Regions from separate parts of the Mus musculus genome. Here all the other regions are linked to region 2. A link is a loop called in an ENCODE intact Hi-C map of the cell type or tissue named here. Cell type or tissue: gastrocnemius. All regions are shown on one strand.

The links. Peaks named below come from ENCODE experiments on the same cell type or tissue, not always from the same donor. Only the 100,000 strongest peaks of a DNase experiment are listed, where the experiment ranks them.
Region 1: a loop joins it to region 2, with 8 times the contacts of the local background. A loop is called at or near these places in 17 of 42 quality-filtered maps.
Region 3: it touches region 2 in a loop (3-fold over the local background); 3 of 42 quality-filtered maps call a loop at or near these places.

What each region holds. Positions count from the first base shown.
Region 1 is chr1:156,084,454-156,086,953 of GRCm38, forward strand. The region is part of intron 2 of Fam163a (family with sequence similarity 163, member A); the gene reads right to left. Among named protein-coding and RNA genes, the nearest start is that of Tor1aip1, 49 kb to the left of the region's middle. In gastrocnemius, a CTCF peak has its summit at 1,542 (motif pointing right); a DNase peak (open chromatin) is centred at 1,524.
Region 2 is chr1:156,228,553-156,231,052 of GRCm38, forward strand. No RefSeq gene overlaps it. Among named protein-coding and RNA genes, the nearest start is that of Gm30472, 17 kb to the left of the region's middle. In gastrocnemius, a CTCF peak has its summit at 1,088 (motif pointing left); a DNase peak (open chromatin) is centred at 1,089; H3K4me3 peaks cover 269 bases; H3K27ac peaks cover 650 bases.
Region 3 is chr1:156,041,824-156,044,323 of GRCm38, forward strand. All of the region lies in intron 2 of Tor1aip2 (torsin A interacting protein 2), which reads left to right. Among named protein-coding and RNA genes, the nearest start is that of Tor1aip1, 6.6 kb to the left of the region's middle. In gastrocnemius, a CTCF peak has its summit at 1,411; a DNase peak (open chromatin) is centred at 1,392; H3K4me3 peaks cover 1,830 bases; H3K27ac peaks cover 2,500 bases.

The DNA.
Region 1 (2,500 bases), 140 kb before region 2:
CCTGAGATTCAATAATAAAGACATGGAGACATCTCTATGGTATGAGGCTGTTATGTTAGCCTGTTTGCTAGGGCAGTCCCTCAGCCACACATGTCTCTCCACCAGGCCTCCCTGACCCACCAGGCCCACCCTGACCAGGCCTCCCTGACCCACCAGGCCCACCCTGACCAGGCCTCCCTGACCCACCAGGCCCACCCTGACCAGGCCTCCCTGACCCACCAGGCCCACCTTGACCAGGTCTCCCTGACCCCACCAGGTCTCCCTGACCAACCCCTGCTCTGCTTCAGTCCCTCTGCCCCAGCTCCTATGGCAAGCAAGCTCTTTATCAAAAGCCACATTCCTTTCTCCTAGAAAAAAAAATCTATTAGTGTAGGAGAGGCTCTACAGTCTACTCATTGTGAGCAGGGCTAAGCCCAGTCCAAACCTCAGCGTTGCCTCTTGGCAAGATTAAGGGCAATGTGACCTTCTGTGACACCCCCCCCCCGCCCCGTGACAACTTTTTAATATGATAATATCAGAGAATCCACTTGGCACAGTGATTAACAATTGAGAATGCTGGGACACACTTTCTTTTCTTTTCCTTTTTAAAAATTGGTTATTTTTTTATTTACATTTTAAATGGTACCCCCTTTCTTGGTTCCCCCCTCTAGGATACCTCCTATCCCATTCCCCCTCCCCCTGCTTCTATGAGAGTGTTCCTCCACCCACCAACCCACCCACTCCCACCTCCCTGCCCTTGATTCCCCATATACTGGAGCATCTATCGAACCTTCATAGGACCAAGGACCTCTCCTCCTATTGATGCCTGACAAGGCCATCCTCTGCTTACATATGCAGCTGGAACCATGTGTACTCCTTGGTTGGTGGCTTAATCGGGGGGGGGGTGCAGTCTGGTTGGTTGATATTGTTGTTCCTCCTATAGGGTTGCAAACCCCTTTAGTTCCTTCAGTCCTTTCTCTACCTTCTCCATTGGGGACCCCATGCTCAGTCCAATGTTTGGCTGCGAGCATCTGCCTCTGTATCTGGCAGGGCCTCTCAGGAGACAGCTATATCAGGCTCCTATCAGCAAGCATTTTTTGACATCCACAATAATGTCGGAGTTTGGTGATTGTATATGGGATGAATTCCCAGGTGTGTCAGTCTCTAGATGTCCTTTCCTTCAGTCTCTGCTCTACACTTTTTTTTTGTTTTGTTTTCTTCGAGACAGGGTTTCTCTGTGTAGCCCTGGCTGTCCTGGAACTCACTATGTAGACCAGGCTGGCCTCGAACTCAGAAATCCACCTGCCTCTGCCTCTCAAATGCTGGGATTAAAGGCGTACACCACCACCGCCCGGCTGGGACACACTTTCATAGCCGGTTGATACAATATGTGTGGGGGTAGGTTACCCCAATAGTTGTAACCTGTCTTACATTGTTTCCCACACTTGCTGCTCCAAACACTATACACCGTGCCATGATACACAGCGGGTATTATGTGCTTAATAAAAATTGGGAAATTGGTTCCCAGTAACACATCACAGGCTGACAGGTATTACACTAACTGACCACTAGGGGTCAGCAAGCTACAACTTTTAATTCCACCTGCAAAATTGAGCATCTCATTGAAGGTGGATTTGGCTCTGCCCAGATGTGTGCTAGGCCTTGTTTCTGGTGGTTCCTGAAGCATCTGGGTGGTAGGTGGGAGGAGGAGATGAATCTCATGCTGGAGAGAATTTATATGATGCCATGATAAGGTCAGTGAATGTCCCCCTCCTTCCATGTCCCCTAAAACATGTAAGGCACGTACAAAATGTGTACATGCCAAGGCTGCTAGCAAGACAGAGGCTTTCTTTTTCCTTTCCTTCCCTTTCTCTTTCTCTTTCTCTTTCTCTTTCTCTTTCTCTTTCTCTTTCTCTTTCTCTTTCTCTTTCTCTCTCTCTCTCTTCTCTTTTTTCTCTTTCTCTTCCTTCCTTCCTTCCTTCCTTCCTTCCTCCCCTTCCTCCTCTTCCTCCTCTTCCCTCCTTCCTTCCTCCTCTTCCCCCTCCCCCTCCCCCTCCCCTTCTTCTTCTTCTTCTTCTTCTTCTTCTTCTTCTTCTTCTTCTTCTTCTTCTTCTTCTTCTTCTTCTTCTTCTTTTCTCTCCCTCCCTCCCTCCCCCCTCCCTCTCTCTGAGGCAGGATCCCAATCTGTAGCTCTGGCTGGCTCGGAGCTTTCTATGTAGCCCAAGCAACATGTAGCAATCCTCCTGCATGAGGATCTCAAGTGCTGGTATGTCAGCTGTGAGGCCACCATACTGGCCTTGAAAGCCTTAGTCCACTCTGCTGGGATCTGTAGAAGACAAGGGCTTCCCCTTGTAAGAATAGTGCCTCCCTCTCTGCACTAGGCCCTGGCCTCCCCTCTGTGTGTGTGTGTGTGTGTGTGTGTGTGTGTGTGTGTGGCCTTGCATACTGCCCTTCTTTCCCGTGTGGATATAACTATGACTTGCCTCTAAGAACCTGCAAAAGGCAACAAAGATAATAGGAA
Region 2 (2,500 bases):
ACACTGGACTTCTTACGAATTTAAGACTGGCATTTCCTGAGAAAGCTGTATCAACCACCTCCGGTCTCTGGCTGAAGATGAAGAACTCCCTGGGATGCTTGCAGTGTAACAGAGAGAAGGAATGTTGCCTTGGTCAGGGTTTGCATCACTAAGATGTAACACCCTGACCAAAAACAACTTGGGAAGGAAAGGGTTTATTTGGCTTAACTTCCATATCACCGTTCATCTCTGAAGGCAGTCAGGCAAGAACTCAAACAGGGCAGGAACCTGGAGGCAGGAGCTAGAGCAGAGGCCATGAAGGGGTGCTGCTAACTGGCTTGTTCCCCATGGTTTGCTCAGCCTGCTTTCTTATAGAACCCAGGATCCCAGTCCCAGGGTGGCCCCACCCACAATGGGCTGAGCTCTCCCACATTAATCACTAACTAAGTAACTGCTTCACAGGCTTGCCTACAGCCCAATCTTATGGAAGTGTTTTCTCAACTGAGGTTCTCTCCGGCTTGTGTGAAGTTGAAATAGAAACTAGGCAGCGCAAATCCTCGGTGTACTTAACAGCCAACAAGCCACTCTGCTTGTTAATAGTCACATTTCCCCTGAGCATCAGACTCTGGAGATGAAATGTTTCAAGATGTCATCAGTAAGATTGCTTCGGTTCAGAGACCTTAGCTGGCTATTGTTGCTCACGCCTGTAGTTTCAATGCTTGGGAGACTGAGGCAAGAGAATCTCCAAGACTTTGAGGCAAGGGAGAGCCACAAAGTGAGTTCTAGGCTACCCTGGGCTGCAGAGTGCCACCCTGTTTCAAAAACTAAAATTAACTAATTAATTAAAAGTCAGAACTCTAATTCACTGTAATAGTGCCTACATGTTGGGGAATAGCCACAAAGTTCTCATACCCGAGTGTCGACCAGGGTAAATGAGACAAACGTTGGTGGAGCCTTCCTTTGCTGAGGCAGAGTGGTTTTGGCAGCCAGGCTTCCCCTTCACCTCTTTACAGGCCGTGGAACATTCACAGGAACTAAAGCTCTAGAAGCTGTATTGCTCGAATTCTCTGCCTTCAGCGTCCTGGATGTGACTCCCTCTGCCGGTCTCCAGTGGGAAGGCAAGGCTGAGCCTTTGTCTGCCTGGCAGCACCTGGCCAATGTGGAGGGTGTGGTGGTCTTAACATGGTCTCTAAGCTGTGAAGCCAGCCCTCCTCCCTCCAGTGTTAGGGCTGCTGAGTTCACCCAGAAGACAGCCTGTGTGTTTTTCTGCCCCGGGTAACAGAAACAACCAAGTTCTTATACTTCTACTTGATATGTGGCCATAGATGTCCCTAGTCCTTGCTCCAGCAGTCCCCTGGCAGTGTAGCGGGTATCAAAGCCCACACTTAGCTCCTTCCTGTCTGTGGTAGGAAGAAATGAACATATTTAGTGGGTCTTTTGTTTTTTCAGTTAAAGTGGAGTTTTTCAGCTACAAATGAGATATTAACTGCCATTTTATTTTAGTATTTTTTTTCCATTTATTTGTATGTTTGTGTGCATGAGTGCACAGATCTACGAAACACGCGTGGAGGTCAGAGAACTACTTGTAGGAGCCAGTTCTCATCTCACACTACGTAGGCTGTGCTAATTGAACATAGGCTTTCCGGCTGTGACAAGCACCTTTACCCTCCGGCCACCAGAGCACTCACTTGTGTCTCTTTTGTTAAAAAATTTTATTTTTATTTTGCACACATGGATACAATAAAGTATGATGACAAAGCTGCCATTTCAGCCACTGAGCCATCTCTCCAGCAGTAACTTTAAAAGAAACAAGAAATTTCAAGATGGGTGTTGGGATCTGTTTTAAATCGCATAAGGATCCGTGTGATTTAAAATGTTCCTAAAATTCCCAATTCTTCCACACTCGGTTATAACCAGCACTGTCTATGCAAACAGGAAGCCTGTGTCTAACAGGTCCCTCATATGTTTTCCTTGAGTTGGAAGGTGACCCCCCAAGTTTCTGACTAGTCCATACTGGGAGTCCATCTGGAATTTGAGGGCAATGGAGATGAGAAAAGACTCTGTAAAGCACCGACTCCCAAGGTCTGCTTTCTACTCTATGTGTTTTAGCTGTCTTCTGCAAACTGCAATTATGTATCAAGCTGGGAATTTCTCTAATCTAACTTCAGAAACATGCAGTCATGCAGGTAAGGTGGGTTAAGAATGGAAACAAAGCTTTTAAGTAAACATTATTCCAGCTGGAATGGCTTCCTGGACCTCTGGGGACTTTCTGGGGTGGGAAATGACTGTCAGCCGCAAATCTGCTTCTGGGCTCCACCTCCCTGCTGGCGTCACTGGAGACTGACGCCAATGGCTTCATCGCTTTAATTCATCTCCCCAGCTACTGCATGAGGGTCATACAGAGGTTAGAGCAGATGTGCTTCTTGCTGCTCCTGCTTAGTATTCGGGTTGCTTTTCTCTTGGGGGTTACCAAAGTAGGAAATAACTGAGAGGGAGATTATAGGATATAGAGGATTGTGGC
Region 3 (2,500 bases), 190 kb before region 2:
ATTATACTGTATAATTCCTTTGTAAATTGAAAATGATTTAAGTAGAGAACTTTGTAGTAGACAAAATAAAAATGTTCTAGGAAGCCTTTTGGATTGGGATAGTTGAAACAAAGCAACCTGAGGTTCTTTATGAAAACTTTTGAGGCCCTGAAGTGTCGAATGATCTGGATGCAGAGTCCACTCCTAGATAAGGAGGTTTGTTGCAGTTATCACATGACCTTAGCTGACTCATTTAAGCTCTTTTTCTTAAAGTTCCCCTCCTAAGGTAGAGCTACCACACCTAGAGCTTCCATAGTAAACAAGTAGCTAGACGTAGCTGGTCACTTAAGGAGTAGAGAAGGAGTTTTGATTTGTTTGCTTGTTTTGTGGGGGGTTTTAGTTTATTTTTCTGAGCTAGGATCTCCGTTATATATCCCTGGCTTACTTGGACCCACTGTTAGGCCAGTTTAAGGTAAACTCAGAGACCACAGCCTTTGCCTAGTAAATAGGGTTAGAGAGTTGTACCCTGATGCTTGGCTGTTACAGTTGTGCATTGTAGCCTGCATGTTATTTTAAACCAGTCCAAGGAATTAAAGTGCTTCTTAAATTTCCCAAGGGGAAATTTGTTTAGAGAAGCCTTGTCTGCCTTTCACTTTCCTATTAAACACTAAGGCCACTGTGCAAAACCCACACAGTTGGCTTTCTGAAGCCTCCACCCATGTTTCTGAAGCCTCAGTATCCCTTGTAAGTTGACCTACATATGGCTTTTCAGCATAGTTCTCATATTTTATCACAGATTTTGTGCAGTAAGACAAGCGTTTGTCAATAAGGGTATCTTGAACAGTGATTATGCACATGGACTTTGGAGTCATAACTGATCGGGCTTCCTGAACTGTCAGTCAGTCCCCTGAGTGAGGATTGTAGGACTTTAGCAGATAAGAGAACTACTTCAGAGTCTGTTTCTTTAGTAAAGTGGAGAGTTTTAGGGTCGTTTAGAATATTTAACGAAGTCATTTAAGTAAAGAAGTAAAAACAGCTATTACTAAATGTGGGGTTATTTTTCCGTATACAATATTAGAAGGATTATATATAGGACATGATTTTGGTAACCCAGATAGAAATGAAGAAAGTTCATCTGTAATTTCATAACTTTTACAGATCAAATCGCACTGCTTTTTAGTAACTCTGCTTTAGAGTACTTTTTTTAGTACTTGACAAAACCAAATTTAAAATGGTGGCTTTTGCCCTCTGAAGGTGTAGGTAGCTCTAACAGAGCGACCTGGATTTGCTTATTTCTAACTTGCTAGAGCAAAACAGCAGGGCTTTCATTATTGCAGGCTTAAAAGCTCCAGAGACAGACCTTTGTATCCTCTCAGTAGAGCTCCATGCTGTACGCATTTAAGTGTCATGCTGCCTTTGGCCATCTAGGTGGTGGTATTGCACGTCTAAGATCAGCTACAGCATAAAACCCGAATTCAAGTGAGCAGAGGAGCAGTCTTTCAGGTCCAGGCAGAAAAGGAGATTGCTGTCAGTATTTGCAGACTTTCTGTGGATGTTGAATCATTCTGTATTCATTCTAGGGACTAAAACTTCTCTGCATAGAAGTAACAGTGTTTATGCTTTGACTATTTGGCCCATAGTTTTAACATTTTATAGGGAAATAAGAATAGTAATGTCCCGCTTTGTCTACAGAGTGATTTCCAGGACAGCCAGGGCTACACAGAGAAACCCTGTCTTAAAAAAAACAAAGCAAAACAAAAAAAGTAACGGCATGAGTGTCCTGGAGCTTGTCCTGTAAGTCAGACTGGCCTCCAACTCAGAGAGATTCTCCTAACTCTACTCTGAGTGCTGGGATTGAAGGCCCAGCTCCAAGTTGTTATTTTCAAAAAGTGTGAAAAACATGGGATTTTATAATAAAGGGAACTAACTCTTCTTTAAAGAGAGAAAATGTTTTCTTTAAATGTTAGAGTTTCTAGGACCTGAGTTCAGATCCCGTTCTAGGAGTAAGAAGTGAGGTGTGGCTGGCTGTGTGACCTCAGGCTAGCTCCAGGTTCAGCAGCGTACCCTGTCTCACAGGTCATCTGTCGTGAGATAGAGATTCAGGTCTAAAGGGGCTCAGGGATGGTGCAAAGCTGTAGTTCTAATAAGCTCCCCAGAAGTGCTAATGATTCTTGGATGGTAAGTTGAATATAGTAAATGAAGGATTAGTGGTAAACTGGGTGCAGTAGCACCAGCCTATAATACCAGCTACTTAGTAAGCTGAAGGAGGAAGATTTTAAGTGTAGGGGCCTCCTGAGGAATGGAATTGAGGTCCTGTTTTTAAAAAAGAAGTTATTGTCTTAAAGTTTATTGGAAGGATGGGGCCAGCGTTAAGAAGTGCCTAATGGTCAAGCTGAAACAATGTGAACTGCAAAGAGAATGATAGTGTGGAATTTAAACCCATAAACTGTACACGGGAAACCTCACCCGGCCCGGACATGGACAGGATTGACAGATTAATAGCTCTTTCTCGATTCCTTAC